3 separate regions of the Homo sapiens genome follow, and all the other regions are linked to region 3. Evidence: chromatin loops called from intact Hi-C (ENCODE). Cell type or tissue: PC-9. All regions are shown on one strand.

Evidence for each region. A loop is a pair of places that touch in the nucleus more often than their neighbours do. Peaks named below come from ENCODE experiments on the same cell type or tissue, not always from the same donor. Only the 100,000 strongest peaks of a DNase experiment are listed, where the experiment ranks them.
Region 1: it touches region 3 in a loop (11-fold over the local background); 11 of 110 quality-filtered maps call a loop at or near these places.
Region 2: a loop joins it to region 3, with 5 times the contacts of the local background. A loop is called at or near these places in 4 of 110 quality-filtered maps.

What each region holds. Positions count from the first base shown.
Region 1 is chr13:89,062,652-89,070,651 of GRCh38, forward strand. All of the region lies in intron 2 of LOC105370307 (a long non-coding RNA gene), which reads left to right. Among named protein-coding and RNA genes, the nearest start is that of LINC00440, 170 kb to the right of the region's middle. In PC-9, CTCF peaks have their summits at 4,405 and 4,606; no DNase peak of the experiment used is centred here.
Region 2 is chr13:87,994,171-88,002,170 of GRCh38, forward strand. No RefSeq gene overlaps it. Among named protein-coding and RNA genes, the nearest start is that of LINC00373, 140 kb to the right of the region's middle. In PC-9, no CTCF peak of the experiment used is centred here; no DNase peak of the experiment used is centred here.
Region 3 is chr13:87,676,151-87,684,150 of GRCh38, forward strand. It overlaps SLITRK5 (SLIT and NTRK like family member 5), which reads left to right. Exons shown (of 2, transcript NM_001384609.1): 2 at 1-3,466. The coding sequence ends at 2,115. LOC112268106 (a long non-coding RNA gene) reads left to right here and starts at 3,790. Exons shown (of 3, transcript XR_002957486.2): 1 at 3,790-3,952. RefSeq lists an enhancer at 386-928. In PC-9, a CTCF peak has its summit at 4,326; a DNase peak (open chromatin) is centred at 4,371.

The sequences.
Region 1 (8,000 bases), 1.4 Mb after region 3:
ACTACTTCCCTGAATAAACATATTAAAAATAAATCATAATAAATATATAGAACATATAAAGACATTTTCATATATTTTACTATAAAATATTAAAAACATGTTTAACATAAACATTAAATTTTAAATTTTATTTAGTTTTAAATTAAATAAACAAATTAAAAAGATAAACATTAAAAAGAAATCAATCAGAGCTTCTGAAATTGAAAAACTCACTTAAAGAATTTCCAAATACAGTTGAAAGCTTTTACAGTGCTTAGTTATTTCACCTGTGACAGCTTTATATTGTGTCAACTTGGTTAGGCTAAAGTATGCTTCCCAGAACTCCCTTTCCTTTAAGCTTCTGGTTAGAGTGGTCCACAGATATATTTTTCAGTGAGATTTCAGAGGAAGACTTGAAACAGAATATTTTTGTTGTTTTTGTCGTTGCTGTTGCTTTCTTTGCTTTCAGAAATGCAGTGGAAGTGCCTTTGTAACTCACACGTCACGTATCTGCTGGCTTACTTTTATTGGCATGGAACAGCAGCCATGAGTATAAATTCTCCATTTCACCCACATTCCTCCTTCAACTTAACTGACTCCTGAGCCAGATTTCTCTACAATTTCATGACATAGGTTGTCAGTTTCTCCTCTAGGAAAGTTATTTCACAAAGAACATAAGTAGAGGCAGCTGGCATGTGTTCTCCTGAGTTCCTGCTCTTACTTATCTTTTTTTAAGGGCCTGACCTGTGGACTTAAAGTTCCTTGTCAACTATAAAAACAACAGCTTTCATATACAATTGGGTGAGATCAAATCCCAGTAGCACCTTTACTATGTATACCTCCTACTGGTTCTTCCCTGGTTAAATCCTGACTGATAAAGCCTCCACCGGTGTAATATATCATTCTAGTTTACCACATTAATTATTTCAACAGAGTCATTGCTGTAAAATGTCACAGTTTGTTGGTAATGAGATCCTAATTCCCATTTCATTATCAGCATATCCAGCCACAAAATCCTATCATGGAATCTGGTTCATCATACCACTCATAGCACATGCTTTCTGATGAGCTTTCCTCAGAAATAATCTTTAATACAGACAATTGCCTATAGGAATTGTATTAATGAGTGCTTTCAAGGAAAATCACTGCAGTGGAATGAAGGAATCAGAACTGGGCAGAGTAAAAAAGTTTATATAGAGTGAGATTGCAACACAAGTCACAGTTCATCCCACAGGGAGATCTGGAGCTGGGACAGATCTTCAGATTATCAAGAATGGTGAAGAGTCTGAGATTTTACTGTATTTGCAAGCTAACAAGTTATTCCCTTACAGTTTTATTGAGGCTGGCAGAGACATGAGACTCCTTGGTCAGAGAACAAGCATTTTGCTATTCACAATGAACGTTATGAGCACTGGAATACTTGTGTCAGTTTTCCTTGCCAAGTTCCATGGGGCAATGCATTAGAAAAAGATGGATGGCTGCATATGAAGTAAGTTGAACTTAAGGAAATAAAATCTTATATACTGGCAATAAATATGCCTGTACATTGCTAGTGAAGGAGATACTATCTCTATCTTCCAAGACTTTAAATAAACCTTCCCTTTTTTCACAGAAAATTGTCCTATCTCTATCTTCCAAGTTAGTTCAATGTGCACATATCTTTAGCTAGTTAATGCCTCTGTTTGCAAGATGTGCAAATGAGATGGACTGCCATGAGGAATTGTCTCACCAAAAAGAGTTCTCATAGATGAGAAAAGGGGCTGGCCTTCGAAACCTTTTAATAACTAATCATTAGATACACACTGCCCTTTCAGCTGATTGAAATATCCGAGAGATACTCGACTGTGAGTCATTGACAGCTAACAGTTCTCTTGGCTAGGGGAATAGTAATTTGGTCTGGGAGCTGGGAGTCTTGTGTATTATCCTACAGCATGGACTACATGATGAGAACATGTCATTCTACAAACTATTATCATTTTGCCTTATCTTGTTAATTCATTAACCAAAGACCACACAGATATGTATCATCATATATCATCTGATGTTCCCTTTTATCTTTTTAATTTTATCCCTTTTATCTTCATTTTATCCTACTCACAGTTTGAATGCATGCCATTTAATTTGTAGATAGTTCTATTCTAGTGCATCTTCTTAGAATAGTTATTCTAGAATAGTTATTCTATTCTAGTGTGTCTTTTTATTTTGATAGTATGCAAGTTGTTAGAATAAACATTCTTTTCCTTGCTGCATCAAATAAACAGATGGCTGTTTTGAAACTGTGAAATATGAGCATAATTAAATAAATTCAGAGACAATCACGCGTTTACTTTTAGTTTCTAACATAGCTTTATCTATGCCTACAAATATATTTGATTTTCCAAATGATATTATCGACTTATTTTCATTTGTCAAATAGCTTAATCTAAACCAGACAATGAAATTTAATATGTTATAGAAATGTCTCACTGTAGTTGAGAGAAAAAATTACTGAAGACCCAAGTGTTTCTTAAAAACTTGGGGAAACTTCAATTTCCACGATTTTCACCGGTATTATATAACAGAGCTTCACAGTTACAATTTTTTTATTGCCAGATATGTTTGTACATTTGAATCATCATGGAGATGTTTTAAAAAACAGATTCTTAAATCAATAACAATTGAATATCGAAAAAGTACTCACATATTTTTTTTTATCAGGCCAGGAAGTATGTGTTTTTTCAAAAGTTCTTCAAGTAATTCTGATTATCAGTCAAGTCTTGGAAACATCAGATTACATGAATCAATCAAACTCTTATGTTACATGAACTATCATAACATACAGGATAATTTTAAGACCCTGTGTCAAGAAAGATCTCATAACATTTAAGACAAAAGGAGTGTCTACTTAGAAAATAATATTAATGATCATAAAACTTCTTGCCAAACGTTATCTAGAAAAGTAGCACCAGGGCCCAATGGAGGACATGTCCTATCCTTTAAAAAGATAAACAAGCAAAAAAATAAGTGGAGTTGGGGGGGCTACATTTTTATAAAATTGACAAATTTGGATAAATGTGAAATGGAAATATTCAAAATATTGATAATGTTTTCATTCATTAATTAGAGAAGGGCTGTTAATATAAGTAATGTTAAAAATTAATTCACTTTTGCTATATTCTTGAGTATTTCTGAGTCTGAATTAAAAAATAGTATTTACATTAATATTATTTGAAATACAGCTAGATGCAAAATATATATTAATCTAAGGCATGTTTATTATACTTCTACTATTTTTCTAGTTACTGAGTTAGTTACTATCAATACAATGTACAATATAAAAAATTCGAAAGGATCCCCTCATCCATTAAGCTAGACAAAAAAGGAAAAGGATTTTTGTTTGTTTTTGTTTTGATGTTGAGGAACTGACTTGCATAAGTACTTGCTTCATCCATTTAAGTCATTCTTAGATACTCCAGGGCAGGTTTCCTCAGAAACAGACTCAGAGACAGACAATAGCAGAAACTGTACTGAAGAGAACTTTCAGGAACATCACTATGATAAAATAAGGAAGTCAGTAATTTATCTTATTTTGGATTTTTTTCTCTAGACTAGATAATCTAAAATAAATAAATTCAGCCTGGAATAGGCTATAGGTAAGAGAGGCAATTCCATTTGGAGTGTGAAGGCCAGAGTCAATATTTTTCTGTTTTTTGATTTTTTTGTCAGACATATCATTATGTATTTTAATTTAGTTTTATTACGTTTAAAAACTGTCTCCTTTAAAAATACTGTTATGCAATTTTCTTTAAAAAATCAGACTAAAAATTAAATACATACACATATAAATGAATTAACAGCATGATTGTATAAACTCATGATATATTTTGTGTAAAAGAGACCTTTATATTATTTGAGATGTAAGGTAATTTACCAATTTACCTAATGGAAATATTTGATTGAAAAGCACATTAGAATATTTGTTTTTTTCCCCAAGAATATACATATTTGTGTATGAGAGATTTTATTAAAGACTATAAAAATTGAAATAAGAATTTTGTGTTTTGAAAATATTTTATATAAATAATAAATAATTGTTTTATAAAAATAAGAAAATTTTAAATATTCTGAGCAAAAGAGAATATTTTAGAAAGAACAAACATTATTATCTAAGATCCACAAACCTTCAGCCAAAACTAGTCATAAGTTTAGTGTAGCTATGCATTAGATATTGAGAAATCATAAAAATTTAATAATGAGAAATTTGTATTCACATTTCTCTGAGTTAATGATTCTCACTAACATATGCTATGATCAGGTAGTCTTAATTTGATATTTGCAATCATTGGCATTTAAATATTTTTGAACCTACTAAATACAGCCTACTCACAAGTTACGATAAAACTTCCTGCTTGGGTCAGAACTGAGGTTCCCTTCTGACTTCATGGTGTTAGGCAACACTGCCGCCTAGAGGTATTATGATTATTCCTAGTGGACAAGGTTTCTACTAGGAAAGGCTCAGAAAATAAATGTATTTACGCTTAAGCAATGTTAAGAACATGTTAAATGGATATGTAGCTACTTTATGTGACGTGTGAGATATCTAAGAACCCTATGAAAGAAGAAGTGGAAGTTTATTAACAATCGGAGTGCAAGCAAATACTGACAAGTACATGTTCTTAAGAAGTTCTGGTGAAAGTTGAACCAGGTTTGACTGTCAAAAGAAACAACGGCTTCTACATTGTGTGACTGACGTTGGGAATCGCCCTAATCGACTACTCCCTGATATGATTGTGCATTTTGTAAGGAAGGAGTCAGTTCTGTAAAAGAAAGAGCTTTCTTAGTATCAGAGTTTGCAACTTTTATGCTGCAACTTTACCTAAGGAGCAGTTTATCAGAATCTGGAAGGCAATTTATCACTAGATCAAAAGTGGAGAGTATCAGAGGTCAGTGGTAGAAAAAAGTTTGATTATCATTCAAGAGGAACACGAGGGTAAAATAGCAAAGATGAATAGTGGAGAAACTTCCACAATTGCAGGTGATGGATTTGTTTTCACTAGGACAATCCATGCCCAAAATATGTAAGAGAAATAATTTTTCATTAAGATTTACAGATGAATGGCAATTTTCCAAAAATGTTAACCTGGTTAGGGTAGTCTTGGAGAATATTCACTTTTTGACACCCAAAATAGAAAAAGTTCAAAATGCTGAAATTCAGCATAATACAAAATGTAATAGGAAATGTCTGTAGCTGATAGTCGATGGAGAAAAGGAAAGAGGTTACTTATTTTCTCAGAAGCATCACTGTGATTATTATTATTATAAAGTTCCCTAGAACCATACTGAGAAGTGGGAAATGTCCAAGGTCTTATTCATTATTTTAACATATACATCCTAAGTGTCTCCTACCTGTGAGGCTTCAAAAGGCAAGCAGACACATTATTTGCCCTATGTCACAGAGGAGATAGTAAATGAAACAATTAAATATTTTTAACTTGTCAAATATTGTTAGTGTTTGAAGTAAATGAACATGGTAATGTAATGTTTTGTTACCTCTGAGAAGTTATATTTAATTCTGAGACTTTAAGAATCTGAAGTCTAATGAGTGAATTAGGCAAAGGCAGACACTCAAACGATGGCCTAAGGATGGGAAGCAGATGAGAATTTGGTAAGAAGTGACAGAGGACCAGTGAGATTGGAATATAAGAGGGCGCTTTGGTTGACTTCGCTGAAGTTACAGTTCTAAACTCTCAGTTTTTTAAAACAATGAAAATTACTTGTAGGATTAAATATAGATTAAATGTAGAAACTAGGTCAATTGTATGTCTGATCCAAGATAGAGGCCTACTGTAGCCTATGCTATGATACCCATCTCTTCCCATTTTGGAACCCTCACTGAAGGTGTCGACACTAAGTGAGAGATGATGTTCTCCTGACCAAAGAAGAAAGAAAAGACTAACCTGAACCAGGTAATCCCATTTGAAAACCTATTTAAACTTCACTGGGATGCGGTGTACATCATATCTCTCCTTCCTCCAACTGAAGCTAACACACAAAACCAAGCTCAATATTGGGGTAGTGAAGTTATTTTTTTATAAAGAAAAAAGAGAACAATAAACTGAAATAATAATTCAATCTGTCACAGATGGAGAAGGTGATATGTTATTTGAAAAGGTAAGCAAATAATATTACTTAGAAAGTTTTGAAGCTATGGAAAGATTTTACACTTGAAAACCAAAGATGGGTATTAAAGAAAATGGCATAATATAATTTACATCACAAAATAGTAACCCAGATTAACATGTGAAGAATTTATTACAGTTAGGCAACCAGAAGAGCAGAGAAACTTGTTCGGTGACTGTGAAAGCACCCCCAAAACAAGGCAGCATAAACTAGGCTAGTGAAGCTTGAAAAAAATAGATGAATTTAAGATATACTTTTAAACTGGAATCCAAAATATTTCCTGAAATGTGCTTGATAGCATATTTCTTGAAGAAATATGTTAATTATATAGATTTCAGATCCACTTCTAGGGCTAAATCCTAGAAAAATCTAAGGAATTGAAGTCATCAAGACCTGTTAATCTGGGGTTCATGATGTCACTGAAAAGAGGATTTATTGAAACTCCTTATAATAAAACTTTAAACTCTTCTATTCTATTATCTCACCCCTGGCTGGATGCAGAGCTGCAGAAGATTAAGGGGAATTTAGTATGTAGAATTGCACTTACCTTTCCTATTTTCAGAGGTACATCTAACTCAAAGAGTTACCAGGTGCAGCTGAGGTTGAGAGTGAGACACATTAACGAAAACTTAGAGGAGTATGTGACAGTCAGGTTACTGAAGGCCAAAACCCCCAAATCCCTTCCAATATTTTATTCCTCAATCATTGTGGTCAACTTTATATACCCCAAGTATGAGATTGGAAAGATTCTTGCTTCAGAAATTTGCACTATACAAAGGAAGAAAGATTTCAAAAAGTACTGACAGTTGGGAATCAAAATATCGACAGTTGGCAGTCACTTTTCCCACAAAAATTGAAATGGCTGGATTTTTTTTCTCAATAACACTGGAGAAAGAAAGGTCCATCCGGTGAAACCATGGCTATACAAGTGCAGGAGGTTTGATTGCTTTGTTTAATAATTTGGAACAAATACTATTTAGTAGAAGAAGTACTAAACAGCCAAATAGACAAAGTAAACTGGTTGACTGACATTAGCAGTTTATGTCACTGGCCCCCCAAGTACTGGCACAATGAGCACATGAACAAAGTAGTCACGCTGAGAGAGATTGATTCTATATGTTGGCCCAACAACTTAGACTTACTGATGCAACTATGATTAATGCCAATTGTATAATCTGCTAGCAACAAAGAACAATGTTGTGCCTATAATTTGAATAGGTATCACAGGCTTGAAACCTCAATAGGCACTTGATGGCAGGTTAACTATGTTGGTCACCTTGCATTCTGAAAAAGTCAGAAATGTGTTCTCACAAAACTAGACACATATTATGAATATCAGTTTGCCTTATCTGCCCATAGAACTTCAGTTAATATCACCATGTTAAGGATTAGTCCTTGTTTATCCCATGGACATGGGGTGCCACATAATCAGATCAGTGGACCCACTATACAGTGGTAAGGTTTTAGGATGGCTCATGTCCCTGGGATTTACTGACAGTATCACATCCACACTACTCAGAAGCTTCTGGACTTCTGAGTGTTGGATTGCCTTATTGAAAGCACAGATAAGCTCCAACTCAGAGGCAATACTCAATTAGGATATACTGCCGTTGTCTATGCAGTATATTAAATGAAATGAAAATCCATGTATTAAATGAAAGATTGCTGCTGTGGTTTGAATGTTTGTATCTCCCCTAAATCCATTTGTTAAAATCTAACCCCAATGTGATTTCACTAAGATGTGGGCCTTTAGGAGGTAATTAGATCGTGTTGATGAAGCCCTATGAATGGAATTAGTGCTCTTATGAAAAAGACCAAAGGGAGCTAATTGGCTCATTCCACCATGTGAGGATGCAGCAAGA
Region 2 (8,000 bases), 320 kb after region 3:
AGAATATTTCAGAAAAAGGCTAAATGATGATTTCGAATATACTATCCTTCTACAATAGTTGTTCTGGTGAAATCCTTTAGTGCAATAAAATATTATCTGTGACACATATTTTGATAATGATTATATATACATTCTGGTGGTTTCCTTTTTAAAATTTATATAAATTTATGAGGTACAGGTTTAATTTTGTTAAATGCATAGATTGCACAGTGGTGAAGTCAGAGCATTTAGGGTATCCATCACCCAAACTGTGTACATTCTACCCATTAAGTAGTTTTTCATCCTCTACCTGCCTCCCACACCCTCGCCCTTCCAAGACACTATTGTCTATCATTCTACACTCTACATCCACGTGCACTCATTATTTAGCTCCAAATTGTAACTGAAATAAGCCATTTTTGTTTTTCTGTGTCTTGCCTGACTCACTAAAATAATGGCTGCCAGTTCCATTCATGGTGTACAAAATACATGATTTCATTATTTTTAAAACTGAGTAGTATTCCATTATATATATGTATCACATTTTATTTATCCAATCATGGTTTGATGAACACTTAGGTTGATTCCATATGTTCACTATTGTGAATAATTCTGTGATCAACATAAAAGTGCAGTTTTTTTTTACAATGATTTCTTTTCCTTTGGGTAGATAAGTAGTAGTGGGAGTGCTGAATTGAATAGTAGTTGTATTTTTAGTTCTTTGAGAAACATCAATAATGCTTTCTATAGATGTTGCATTAATTTACATTCTAACCAACAGTGTATAAGCATTCCCTTGTCTACACATTCTTGACAACATCTTTTTTTGAAATTATTATTAATGATGGTCTTCCTGACTGGAGTAAGATGATGCATCATTGTGGTGTTAACTTGCATTTCCCTGATTATTAGTGATGTTGAACATTTTTTCATATATCTGCTGGACATTTGTATGTCTCCTTTTGAAAAGTGTCTATTCAGGTCCTTGCCCATGTTTAAATGAGGTTACTTATTTTTTCTGAGATCCCTGTATATTCTGGATATTAGAACCTTGTTGGATGCACATGTGGTAAATATTTTATCCTATTCTACAAGTTGGCTGTCAACTATATTGAATGTTTCTTTTGCTGTGCAGAAGATGTATAGTTTTATTTAGTCCTATTTGTTGATTTTTGTTTTTGTGGACTGTGATATTGAGGTCTTACCTATGAATTTGTTGCCTAGACCAATGTCTAGCAGAGTTTTCCCTAAGTTTCCTTCTAATATGTTTATAGTTTCAGGTCTTACATTTTACTCTTTGATAGATCTTGCTTTGGATTTTTTATATGGTGAGAGATTGGGGTCCTGTTTCATTCTTCTGCATAAGGCCATCCAATTTTCCCAGCACTGTTTATTGAAAAGGGTGTTCTTTCCCCAATGTATGTTCTTGTAACTTTGGTATATATAAGTTGGCTGTACATATTGTCTTTATTTCTGGGTTCTCTATTCTGTTCCATTAAGCTATAAGTCGATTTTCATGCCAGTAACATGATTTTGTGGTTACTTATAGCATTGTTAAGTCAGGAAATGTGATGCCTCCAGATTTACTCTTTGTGCCTAGAATTGCCTTGGTTATTCCAAGCTCTTTTTTGCTTCATAGGAACTTTAGGATTGTTTTTTGCTTTCTGTGAAAAATAATATTGTTATTGTGATAGGAATTGCATTACATCTATAGATTGCATGAGGCAAAATGTTCATTCAAAAATATCGATTTTTTCAATCCATGAGCATAGGATGTTTTTCCATTTGTTCGTGTCATCTACAATTTCTGTCATCAGTGTTTCTGTTTTCTTGTACAGATCTTACACCAGTTTGATTAATTACATTCTTAGGTATTAAATTTTTGATAGCTATTGTAAATAAGATTGTCTTCTTGATTTTATTCTCAGCTGGATGATTATTGGTGTATAAAAATGTGACTAATTTTTGTACATGATTTTGTAACCTGAAACATTGTTGAAGTCTTTTATTATTATTATTATTATTATTATTATTAGATCTAGGAGCCTTTGGGCAGAGTCTATGGAGTTTTCTTGTTTCCATTTCATTCAGGTTAGTTCTGATTGTGTTTAATTTATTTTTTCTGCTAGCTTTGGGGTTAGTTTGCTTTTGCTTTTCAAGTTTGGCTAGGTGTGATATTAGCTTGTTTATTTGAGCTCTTTCTAATTTTTTAATGTAAGTGTTTAGCATTATTATCTTTTCTCTTAACACTGCTTTAGCTGTGTCTGAGAGATTCTGATACGTGGTGTCTTTGTTTTCATTAGTTTCAAAGAATTTCTTGATTTCTGCCTTAATTTTATTATTTACCCAAAATTCAGGAGCAAATTGTTTAACTCCCATATAATTGTATGGTTTTCAGAGATTTTCTTAGTCTGATTTCTGTTTCTATTGCACTGTGGCCCCGTGGTGTTGGTATGATTTTTTTTTAATTTTTAATTTGTTGAGAATTGCTTTATGGCAAGTATAAGATAAATTTTAGAGTATGTGCCATTTACAAATGAGAAGAACGTGTATTCTGTTTTTGTTATGTGGATTGTTCTGTAGTTGTCTCTTAGATCCATTTGGTCTAGTAACTAGTTTAGGTCCCAAATAGCTTTGTTAGTATTCTTCCCTGATGATCTGCCCAATACATTTGCTGGGGAGTTGAAGTCTCTCACTATTACTGAGTGGTAATGAAAGTCTCTTTGCCAATCTCTAAGATTTTGTTTTATCAATCTATGTGCTCCAATGTTGGGTGCATATATATTTAGGATAGTTAAGTCTTCTTGTTGAACTGAATTTTTTATCATTATATAGTGTCCTGCTTTGTCTTTTTTGATTGCTGTTGGTTTAAAGTTGATTTTGTCTAAAATAAAAATAGCAAGCCCTGCTTTTTAAAAATTTCCTATTGCTTGATATATCTTTCTCCATCCTTTTACTTTGAGCCTATGGGTGTCCTTCCATGTGAGATGGATCTCTTGAAGACAGCCTAGAGTTGGGTCTTGCTTCTTTATCCAACTTGCCACTCTGTACCTTTTAGGTAGGATGTTTAACCTATTTATACTTAAGTCTAATATTGACATGTGCAGATTTGATTGTCATCATGATGTTAGCTGTTTTTACATGTAGACTTGATTGGGGATTTGTTTTATAATATCGATGGTCTATATACCTGACTGTGCTTTTGTGATGGCTGGAAATGACCTTTCATTTCCGTGCTGCATGCTACCTTAAGGACCTCTTGTTATACAGGCCTGTTGGTAAGGAATTTGATTAGAATTTGCTTGTCTGAAAAGAATTGTATTTCTCCTTTACTCAAATTCTTGGTTGGAGTTTTCTTTTCCTTAAGGATGCTGAATATAGGCCCCCAATCTCTTCTGTCTTGTAAGGTTTCTGTTGAAAGATCTGCTGTTGGCCTGATGAGGTTCCCTTTGTAAGTAATCTGCCCCTTCTTTCTATTTGCCTTTCATATTTTTTCTTTTGTTCTGACCTTGAAGAATCTCATAACTGTGTGTCTTGGGGATGGTCTTTTCATTTAGTATCTTGTGGGGGTCCTTTGAACTTCCTGAATTTGCATGTCAATCTCTCTCGGGGGTGGGGGTGCAGTTTTTGTGGGCAGTATCCTCAAATAGAATTTCCAGGCTACTTGTTCTCTCTCCCTCTCTTTCAAGAATGCAAATGATTTGTAGATTTGTTATCTGTACATAATCTCATATTTCTCAGGAGTTTTGTTCATTTTTAAATTATTTTTTCTAATTTTTTTTTCTGACTGAGTTAATTTGAAGAACCAGCATTCAAACTCAGAAATTCTTTCCTCAGCTTGGTCTACTATGCTGCTAAAACTTTAAATTTTGTTATGAAATATTTGTAGTGAGTTTTTCAGTTCAATCAGCTCAGTTCAGCTCCTCATTAAAATGGCTATTTTATCTTTCTTCTCTTGAAACATTTTACTGGTGCTTTGGTGTGGGTCTGTTTTCCCACCCAAATGTCATGTTGAATTGTTTTGCCTTGAAGGCATTTCAGAGACCTTCATGGCAGACCCTCCCATCACAGGCCAAGAGGCCTAGGAGTAAAGAATGGTTTCATGGGCCAGGCCGGTGGTGTCACTGCCCTGTGCAGCATCAGGACACTACTGCCTGCATCCCAGTCACTCCAGCTCCAGCCATGGCTAAAGGGACCTACATACAGCACAGGCCACTGCTTTAGAGGGTGCAAGCCATAAACCTTTGTGGTTTCCATGTGGTGGTAAGCCTGTGGGTGCACAGAATGCAAGAGTTGAGGCTTGGGATCCTTTGCCTATATTTTGGAGGATGTATGGAAAATCCAGAATGTTCAGGCAGAAGCCAGCTGCAGGGATGGAGCCATCATGGAGAACCCACAGTAGAACAGTGAGGAGGGGAAGTGTGAGGTTGGAGCCTCTACACAGAGTACCCACTGGGGCACTGCCTAGTGGAGCTGTAAGAAAAGGGCCACCATTCTCCAGACCCTGGAATGGTAGAGTCACTGACAGGTTGCACTATGTCTCTGGAAAAATTACAAGTGTTCAACAGCAGCCCATGACAGCAGCTATGGGGACTGAACCCTGCAAAGCCACAGGGGCAGAGCTGCCCAAGGCCTTGGGAGCCCACCCCTCACACCAATGAATTCTGGATGTGGAGCATGAATTCAAAGGAGATTATCCTGGAGCTTTACAGTTTAGTGACTTCCCTGCTGGGTTTCAGACTTGCACGGGGCCTTTAGCCCCACCCCCTTTTTTTTTTGGCTGATTTTTCCCTTTTAGAATGGGAATATTTACCTACTACCTTACCCCCATTATATCTTGGAAGTAACTAATTTTTTATTTTACAGGCTCAGGACAGAAGGAACTAGTCTCATCTCAGATGAGACTTTGGACTTTGGAATTTTTGAGTTAAGGCTGGAATGAGTTAAGACTTTGGGGGACTGTTGTGAGAAGGACATGAGATTTGAGAGGGGCCAACGGAGGAAATAATACGGTTTGGGCCTGTGTCCTTGCCAAAATCTCATGTCAAATTTTAATCCCCAATATTGGAGGCAGGGTCTGGTTGGAGGCGATTGGATCATGGGAGCAGAATTCCCCCCTTGGTGCTGTTCTTGTGATAGAGAGTGAATTCTTATGAGATATGGTCATTTGAAAGTGTCTGGCAACTCCCCTGCTCTCTCACTTCCTCCTGCTCTGGCCATGTGAAGTGCCGGCTTCCCCTTCACCTTCTGCCATGATTGTAAATTTCCTGAAGCCTCCCAAGAAGCTGAGCAGTTGTTGCCATGCTTCCTGCACAGCCTGCAGAATCATGAGCCAATTAAACCTATTTTCTTTATAAATTACCCCAGCCTAAGTTATTTTTTACAGCAATGTGAGAACTGACTAATACAACTGGATTCCATAGAATCCTTGGAATTTGTTTCAACATTCTTCTGAATCTCAAGGATCTTAATTGCTATCCAGACTCCAGATTCTATGTCTTTTACTTCAGCTATTTCCTTCTGATTAATAACCATTGCTGGAGAGCTGTTGTGGTGTTTGGAGGTAAGAAGACACTCTGGCTTTTAGAGTTGCCAGAATTCTTGCACTGGTTCTTTCTCATCTCTGTGGACCAATGTTCCCTTTACCTTGGTGTAATTTGAGCACAGTCAGTTGGCTTCACTTCTACATGTTTTCAGAGGGCCAAGGCTTTGTGCAGCATCTTTATTTTTGGCTGAATTTGTGTCCCTGGTCTCACAGGGGGATATAGTAATCTAAGTATTTTTTGTTGTTGAAGTTTGGGCTGTGATGCAGTAGATGGCGGTAAAGCAAAATGCCCTTTAGGTAGGCTTTTGCTCAGCCATGTAGCTCTTCTGTATTTCCTCCTGTTTGTAGCCATGCTTCTCCTCAGGGCTCTGAGAGTGTGAACTCCTCTCTTACTTGAGTGCTGGCTACAGATCTTAGCTTGTCACTCTTGGGCTGTGCACCACAGCCATGGGGCAAGCTCAGGCTTTTTTCCCTCTCAAGCTTGGGGGAAGCAGGGACTAGGACTTTGGTAGTGGTAATGGGAGAAGGCCTTTTCCTTGTCTCTTGGAGCTCCACCCTAGAGCAATGAAGAGCATCTGCCAGTGGGAACAATCAGCCCAGGGCATGGTGGCTGCATTTCAGGCCCAAGCCAGGGGTCCCTGCCTGGTGAAGAGCAGGGGGTTGGGGACTCACTGAGAAGAGAGACTCATCTCAATTCCCTGTGGTGACTAGCATGCTGGAGGTATGAGTAAAGCACTCAGGCTGCTTGTTTCTTCCCCCGTTAGAGGGCAGTAAGGGCATTACTGCTGCATTGGCAGTGGCAGAAGGGAGGGGGATTGTCTCTAATATTTACTCCTCAGACAAATGCAGAACACGCACCAACTGATATGCTGTGCCTTGGCAGGGGCAGGGCAGCTGCGCTAGGGGGCCAGGTTGAGAGACCCTGGCCACTGAGGAGTTACAGGATCAGGGGTTCACGTGCAACACAGCCTGGCCACTTTTCTGGAGGGCAGCTGTGTTGTGCTGGAGGCCTGCAATAGTCCTTCATCTCTCTGCTCCCTATGGAACCTGAAGGCAGTTGGGTTGGGGGCTGCAGCAGCAGCAAAAATGTCAGACCTGTGTTTTACTTCTGGGAGTTCTGTCCCACGGAAATGCAGAACTGCCACAGGCCTAAGAGCTCAGGCAGCTTGGGGTGGCTGTGCTAAAGTCCTAGGCCAATTGTCTTTGTCTAATGAGGTGTAGCAGAGGCCAAGCCTGCAGACCATTTTCTCCTCAGCACCATGGATGGGCCCCTTTCCTGGGGAGTGTGAAAAAGCCTGGCCTCCATTGTTGGTAGAGCTACAGTCACTGGTGTCAAGGTGCTCAGGGGTCCAAGGCACCTGGGACTCTGTGTGTCTTAGTGGAGGCTCTGCTCGTACTCCATGTAGCATTCTCTGTCACTCTGGAGGTCCCAGGGAGGGAAGAGGATCAGGGGAGATTTCCTATGCCCAGGTTTGCAAAGGCCTGTGGCAGAAGTGTGTCTGTGAGAAGAGCCAGGCGCTCTTGCTCACTCACCATTTCCCTATGGTAGGGAGCCTCCCTTTGTTCCATGCCAATCCCAGGTGGGTGGCTGTCCTATCTCACTTCTCTGTTCTCCGTGGGTCCTATTGCTTCCTTAATGAATCACAAAGTGCTCTTCTGGACAATTCAGTTCAAAAAATAGTGTTTACTCACCACACTCTCTCCTCTCTCTGGGAGTGGCACACACTAGCTGCTTCTAGTCAGCCATCTTCTGGCCTATATCACTTGAAGGCATGTTTCTTCTATGCTTAAGTTGTTGAGGGTGTTTAGCATGAAGACACACAGGATTTCATCAAATGCTTTTTTTACATCTATTGGGATGCTCATATGAGTTTTGTACTTAATTTTGTTTATATAATGTTCATATTTATTGATTTGCATATGTTGAATTATCTTTGCATTTCTGGTATAAAACCCATTTGATTGTCGTGTATTATCTTTATGATACACTGTTGAATTTGATTGGATAGTATTTTGGTGAGGGTTTTGCATCTATGTTAATCAGGAATATTGGTCTGCAGTTTTCTTCTTTCATTGTGTGCTTGTCTGATTTTAGTATAAAAGAGATATTGGCCTTGTAGAATAAGTTAGGGATAATTCTCTCTTTGCTGTTTTTTTTTTTTTTTTGTGACAATTTCAGGAGGATTTCTATTAGTTCTTCTTTGCATATTGGTAGAATAATTCAGCTGCTAATCCATCTCTTCCTGGGCTTTTCTTTGTATGGAGATTTTTAAAAACTGATACAGTCTCACCACTCATTATTATTGGTCTATTCAGGTTTTCTATTTCTTTTTGATAAATCTTAAAAAGTGGTATGTTTGGGGAATTTTTCTGTTTCCTCTAGGTTTTCCAGTTTGTGAGCATAGAGTTGGTAATAGTCTCTGATGATCTTTGTATTTATGTGGTATCAGTTGTAATGTCTTTTGTTATATTTGAT
Region 3 (8,000 bases):
TATTCAGCCCTGGTGGGGGATGTAGTTTGTGAGACCCCCTTCCGCTTACACGGAAGGGACTTGGACGAGGTATCCAAGCAGGAACTTTGCCCAAGGAGACTTATTTCTGACTACGAGATGAGGCCGCAGACGCCTTTGAGCACCACGGGGTATTTACACACCACCCCGGCGTCAGTGAATTCTGTGGCCACTTCTTCCTCTGCTGTTTACAAACCCCCTTTGAAGCCCCCTAAGGGGACTCGCCAACCCAACAAGCCCAGGGTGCGCCCCACCTCTCGGCAGCCCTCTAAGGACTTGGGCTACAGCAACTATGGCCCCAGCATCGCCTATCAGACCAAATCCCCGGTGCCTTTGGAGTGTCCCACCGCGTGCTCTTGCAACCTGCAGATCTCTGATCTGGGCCTCAACGTAAACTGCCAGGAGCGAAAGATCGAGAGCATCGCTGAACTGCAGCCCAAGCCCTACAATCCCAAGAAAATGTATCTGACAGAGAACTACATCGCTGTCGTGCGCAGGACAGACTTCCTGGAGGCCACGGGGCTGGACCTCCTGCACCTGGGGAATAACCGCATCTCGATGATCCAGGACCGCGCTTTCGGGGATCTCACCAACCTGAGGCGCCTCTACCTGAATGGCAACAGGATCGAGAGGCTGAGCCCGGAGTTATTCTATGGCCTGCAGAGCCTGCAGTATCTCTTCCTCCAGTACAATCTCATCCGCGAGATTCAGTCTGGAACTTTTGACCCGGTCCCAAACCTCCAGCTGCTATTCTTGAATAACAACCTCCTGCAGGCCATGCCCTCAGGCGTCTTCTCTGGCTTGACCCTCCTCAGGCTAAACCTGAGGAGTAACCACTTCACCTCCTTGCCAGTGAGTGGAGTTTTGGACCAGCTGAAGTCACTCATCCAAATCGACCTGCATGACAATCCTTGGGATTGTACCTGTGACATTGTGGGCATGAAGCTGTGGGTGGAGCAGCTCAAAGTGGGCGTCCTAGTGGACGAGGTGATCTGTAAGGCGCCCAAAAAATTCGCTGAGACCGACATGCGCTCCATTAAGTCGGAGCTGCTGTGCCCTGACTATTCAGATGTAGTAGTTTCCACGCCCACACCCTCCTCTATCCAGGTCCCTGCGAGGACCAGCGCCGTGACTCCTGCGGTCCGGTTGAATAGCACCGGGGCCCCCGCGAGCTTGGGCGCAGGCGGAGGGGCGTCGTCGGTGCCCTTGTCTGTGTTAATTCTCAGCCTCCTGCTGGTTTTCATCATGTCCGTCTTCGTGGCCGCCGGGCTCTTCGTGCTGGTCATGAAGCGCAGGAAGAAGAACCAGAGCGACCACACCAGCACCAACAACTCCGACGTGAGCTCCTTTAACATGCAGTACAGCGTGTACGGCGGCGGCGGCGGCACGGGCGGCCACCCACACGCGCACGTGCATCACCGCGGGCCCGCGCTGCCCAAGGTGAAGACGCCCGCGGGCCACGTGTATGAATACATCCCCCACCCACTGGGCCACATGTGCAAAAACCCCATCTACCGCTCCCGAGAGGGCAACTCCGTAGAGGATTACAAAGACCTGCACGAGCTCAAGGTCACCTACAGCAGCAACCACCACCTGCAGCAGCAGCAGCAGCCGCCGCCGCCACCGCAGCAGCCACAGCAGCAGCCCCCGCCGCAGCTGCAGCTGCAGCCCGGGGAGGAGGAGAGGCGGGAAAGCCACCACTTGCGGAGCCCCGCCTACAGCGTCAGCACCATCGAGCCCCGGGAGGACCTGCTGTCGCCGGTGCAGGACGCCGACCGCTTTTACAGGGGCATTTTAGAACCAGACAAACACTGCTCCACCACCCCCGCCGGCAATAGCCTCCCGGAATATCCCAAATTCCCGTGCAGCCCCGCTGCTTACACTTTCTCCCCCAACTATGACCTGAGACGCCCCCATCAGTATTTGCACCCGGGGGCAGGGGACAGCAGGCTACGGGAACCGGTGCTCTACAGCCCCCCGAGTGCTGTCTTTGTAGAACCCAACCGGAACGAATATCTGGAGTTAAAAGCAAAACTAAACGTTGAGCCGGACTACCTCGAAGTGCTGGAAAAACAGACCACGTTTAGCCAGTTCTAAAAGCAAAGAAACTCTCTTGGAGCTTTTGCATTTAAAACAAACAAGCAAGCAGACACACACAGTGAACACATTTGATTAATTGTGTTGTTTCAACGTTTAGGGTGAAGTGCCTTGGCACGGGATTTCTCAGCTTCGGTGGAAGATACGAAAAGGGTGTGCAATTTCCTTTAAAATTTACACGTGGGAAACATTTGTGTAAACTGGGCACATCACTTTCTCTTCTTGCGTGTGGGGCAGGTGTGGAGAAGGGCTTTAAGGAGGCCAATTTGCTGCGCGGGTGACCTGTGAAAGGTCACAGTCATTTTTGTAGTGGTTGGAAGTGCTAAGAATGGTGGATGATGGCAGAGCATAGATTCTACTCTTCCTCTTTTGCTTCCTCCCCCTCCCCCGCCCCTGCCCCACCTCTCTTTCTCCCCTTTTAAGCCATGGGTGGGTCTAACTGGCTTTTGTGGAGAAATTAGCACACCCCAACTTTAATAGGAAATTTGTTCTCTTTTTCCGCCCCTCTCCTTCTCTCCTCCCCTCCCCTCCCTTCTCATTCCTTTTCTTTGTTTTTAAAGGATGTGTTTGTATGCATTCTGGACATTTGAATTAAAAAAAAAGTATTGTGATCCTGTAAAGGATCACCATAGATGTGGACAAATCATTAAAATTACAGAGCTATATGATCCATAATTGATTAGTCAAAATAACTTATTGATGAAATATACAAATATTTTATTGTAGCACCTATTTTTATATGCACATTTAGCATTCCTCTTTCCTTCACTATTTAGCCTATGATTTTGCAGAGGTGTCACACTGTATTAGGATCTGCATTTCTAAAACTGACGTGGTATCAGGAAGGCATTTTCAATCATTCAAAATGTGGAGAATTTAATGGCTAAATCTTTAAAAGCCAATGCAACCCACCCAATTGAATCTGCATTTTCTTTTAAGAAAACAGAGCTGATTGTATCCCAATGTATTTTAAAAAATAGGGCAATTGATTGGGCCATTCCGAGAGAATTGTTTGCAAGTTTTGGGTTTTATTAGAAAATATTTGAAAGTATTTTTATTAATGAACCAAAATGACATGTTCATTTGACTACTATTGTAGCCGATTTTCGATTGTTTAACCAAACCCAGTTGCATTTGTACAGATCCACGTGTACTGGCACCTCAGAAGACCAAATCATGGACTGTACAAGTCTCTATACAATGTCTTTATCCCTGTGGGCAGCAAGCAATGATGATAATGACAAACAGGATATCTGTAAGATGGGGCTACTGTTGTTACAGTCTCATATGTATCCCAGCACATGTAATTTTTTAAATAGTTTCTGAATAAACACTTGATAACTATGTCAAATATGAGGGATGGAAGTAATGATTACTTAAGGTGCAAAAGACTTAACTATGTGTGATTGATAGAATCTCCATCATTAACAATTTAGGAAATAGTTCCTAAACTTTATTCCTAATACAAAATGTGTTTCCCCTAATTAGCAAAATTGTAAAGTATATAGTATATATATAGTATATAGTATATATAGTATATAGTATATATATAGTATATAGTATATATATAGTATATATATAGTATATATAGTATATATGTATATATATAGTATATATAGTATATATATAGTATATAGTATATATATAGTATATAGTATATATATACTATATATAGTATATATATATATAACATACATGACATATATAAGTAATTTATTCCTTTGTTGGTTCAGGGAAGTATGATTTTCTAAATGTGTCGCTTAATGTGTTTATTAATGCAGTTTCAATTATATACACTCTTTCCTTACTGAAGTATTCATCTACTACGTGGAGCATGGTAAGTAATATATCGCATATTCACTTTTCTCTTAATACAATGTAATTGTCATATCAGTATTATTTATTCAGTCTACAGTTTTCCATAGTTTTCATATTTTTAATTTGTGTAAAACTACCTTCAACAGTTATGATGGATTCCTTATCTAAAGTTGATCAGTATTCTAAATGCTCAAAATGGTGTATATGAGCTCGTCATCTTTGAATAAGGTTTTCTAGTGAGTTTAGACACAATTTAAGGATAAGAAATGTTTCAATTATGTGCTTCATTGCTATAGGTGGATCTCCCCATAGTTTCACCTGGAATTTGTACAATATCAAGGGCTGTTCATGAACTTTGTGTTTAAAGAACAATTTCCATGGCATTCTGCCACAAAGAGGCAGCATTCACCCATGAGAAAATTGACAGTAACTACTTGAATTCAGGTTGAACAGGTGGTACCAGTTTCCCGGAGGATTAAAAAAAAAACAAATTGTAATGCTACATTGACCAAGTACAGTAAGCTGTTCATATTCTTTGCAACATTTTCCTTTCTAATTTTTTTTTCAAAGGGGAAAGGAATAAGCTTAATAATGTCATGGTATTATCATGAAGAAAAGTGCATTGCTTGCTCTTCATCTACCTCCTCTATATTAGATCCAAGATTAGAAAAGAAAAAAAAAATACTAGCATTTGACTTCAAAATTGAGATTGGTATTATTCTTCACAGCAGCAGGAAGTTATTTTTTTAATGTCAGTATCACTTCCTCAACCTTATTATATATAGATATGACAGTTTTATAAATTATAAAATATAAATGTAAAGTGGAATCCTCCATGTAACTTAGTTTTATTTCTTAATTGGTGCATAAAATAAAAAGATAAGAATTACATAAAATTAATGACTTAGTTCTGGGCAATATAAGTAACTTTCAAAGAAAGTTTAGTGATGTATTTTTCAAAGATTTACAAAATTTTATTGTAAAACCAGCATTATTTTACATCATTTTGTCACATATACTCCCTTTAGGTGGTTCATTTCTATCTTACTCTTCCTAAGATGTCCAATATTTTATTTTAATCTTCAAAATAACATTTATAGATTGATTTTTAGAAGTTCCCCTTAATTTTTATATTATATTTTCCCACTGTGTTAAGAAAATAAAAGTAAATTCATCCTGACTTTCATAAATGTGAAAAATTTTTTATCATCTCAGAATCATGAAACTGCACAGAATTAAAAAATGAATCATTTTTCTCCTACCAACGTCTTCCTGCTAATACATTAACTCATAAATTAGAATATAGGTTGTATAGTGTTGAATATTTGATTTTTGTTGATTTAAGTTGCTCACTGAGTAGATAATTGGAATGGGCATATCAGTAGTATATGACTGGAGTAAGAAAATTCTCTTCACAGAATTTTGAGGAAGAAAATATGTAATGTTTCAGGCACCAATTAAATTTGGATGCACACTAAGCTTACTCTTTGTGCTTGTTCGATTTAATATGTTGCATAAATCTCATATATTTAGAGGTAGATATTACAAAATATTATTTCTATGTCTATGTGATTATAATGTAAATACTTAAATTATATAAGAAAAAATAAACATATTCCAAGAAAATGTAGATAATTTGAATGCTAATATAAAAAATCATTTACAGCTAAACTATTGATTGAAGTTGTAAGTTAAACCACCTTAGCATAGATAGCCGACTTGGAACATGTCTTCTGTTTAGTGAAGATTATCACCTTTACACATGAAAAGTGGAAATTTTTGACAAATTTCCTGGGAACTCAAGTCTGTTCCTCACCACTGTTTCCTCAATACTAGTAAGAAAATCAAACTAGTTTGTAATGAGAACATCCACACGTACTGTGAAAAAAGTTACCATTTAAGAATTTAATCCAAGATCGCAGTTTCTGGCCTTAGGTATTAGTTATATTTGTGTTACTACCTTGTTTTGTTGGCAAAATATTCAAATTAATATTCATTATTTTCTTTTTCTATTCTATTATTTCTTGTTTCCTTACATCTGCTCCTTCCCTCCTTTCTCTTTTTTATCTTTTTTCTTCATTATTTTTCAATAAGGCAAGGGAAAGAGTGAACATAGTTTAGTCCTAGTTTGAAATGCCAAAATCTGGCTATTTAATTTGAAGAGTTCCATCGATGGTTCCCAAAGTCACATGACTCCAGATTAATGATAACATAGCAAATCACAAATATTCTGTCAATTCATTTGGAAATGTGCTCTTCTTGCACTTTTCAGATGGCTCCAATTTAAGATATTTGCAGGCATGGCAAGATACCTGGAATGACTACTTTTAAGAATAAATTTTACACTAAGAAAAAGGAACTAGGAACATCAAAGCAACAGATTTAAATACTAGAACCAGGCACAGTTAATTAATTAATTTTCAAAGAGAATAAAATGTTGCAAAAGTATAAACTGTACCATATTAACAGTTTTATTTATGCATAAGTTTCTACAAACCCTTTGAGATTCTCCACTATTGCAAATAAATATGTGAGAATAAAATTAAAGTAGTTGGATAGACATTAGTCATGTGCCTAAAAATAATTGTCTAACATCTATATCCTCATAAACTTTATATCCATTGATATTGCAGCTGTACATTATAATTATTAATTTCAATTCAATGTAATGCCTTTCTATGACTAACCATATATATTTCCATGAATATATGTAGCATGTATATGACATACAAAAATAGATGGATTATCAAGGAGTTATTACACACACATTTTTCCCAAGTTTTTTTACATTTTAATATTTTCAAGGATTTCAAATTATACTCTTATTTTAATGTTTTAGGAATGTTAGATTGGGGACAGAAAATTTGATGCAGTAAAATTTTTGAATGTGACAATAATACAGTACTTTTCTTTTCTTCCTCCGGTTTTAGCAGACCATGGCTTACTAGCACAGGTCAAATACTTCTGGTGTTAATTGTACTAGCATTATAAAAACTGTACTAGTATTAAAAGAACAACATTTAACTCCAAGTTTGAGAGATTTAGACTATTTCCTAAAATAATTTCTGAAGATTAAAATAGAAATATTTTATAGAAAGTTGATGTAATGCAAATATAAAATAATTTGATTTTTTAGAGATCTAAACAAAATGTTATGATATATTGCACAATGCTAAGTATGTCAGATCCATTTTTATTAGATGTTAGTAGAGTCATTTTATACAAGAAAGTAATAGTCAAGTAATAGTCATAGAGATATGTTGAATGGAAATCTTCCACTGAGGTTTTTTTTTTTTTTTTTTTTTGGCATCTTTATTAGTAATCATGAAGAAATATTGTACATTTCTATTATAAAATAAACATGTATATACTTTAAAATTTCATGTTTCTAAAAGTAGAAGTTATGAACCATTGTTTTGAAGGATATTTTTCATTTTTGTTGTTTTTAATTTTAGTTTAACATATGCACAGATGACATTGTGGCTTTATTTTGAAGACTCATTTATACCTGGTCCACATTGACAAACTTATTTGCGATTTGTATATTTAAATAATTTTTTCAAGATATTAACATACAAGTTCAATTCTTTCTTGATTGTAATACTTCAATATTTAATCATATTTATATTCATATATATTTATGCGAGCAGCAAAATTCTGTGGTTTTTGGTGTTCTGGAGTGTACATATTTTAGATTTTTACTGACAAATTAATTTCTACTACTAGTGATCATTTCTAGCATTCTCAACTAACACACTTTTCAAAAATCTTATTGTATACTTCATTAAAAACAATACATAATAATGGATATTGAAACCAAAATTTCTGCATATTTTCAATTTAGTACCTGCCTATTGAAACAAAATCTGAAGGGTGTCAGTAATCCTAGGTTAACTGATTAGCAAATTTCTTTTAGGATACTATAATACTCTGACTAGCATGTTTCATGCATGAAAAGTTCATCGGTGATATGCAGACTACAGTTTTAAATATTAAATTTAAAAATTGATATATAAAAATGAAAACTTGACCAATAAATATATCTCACCTGTAATAATATATTTACA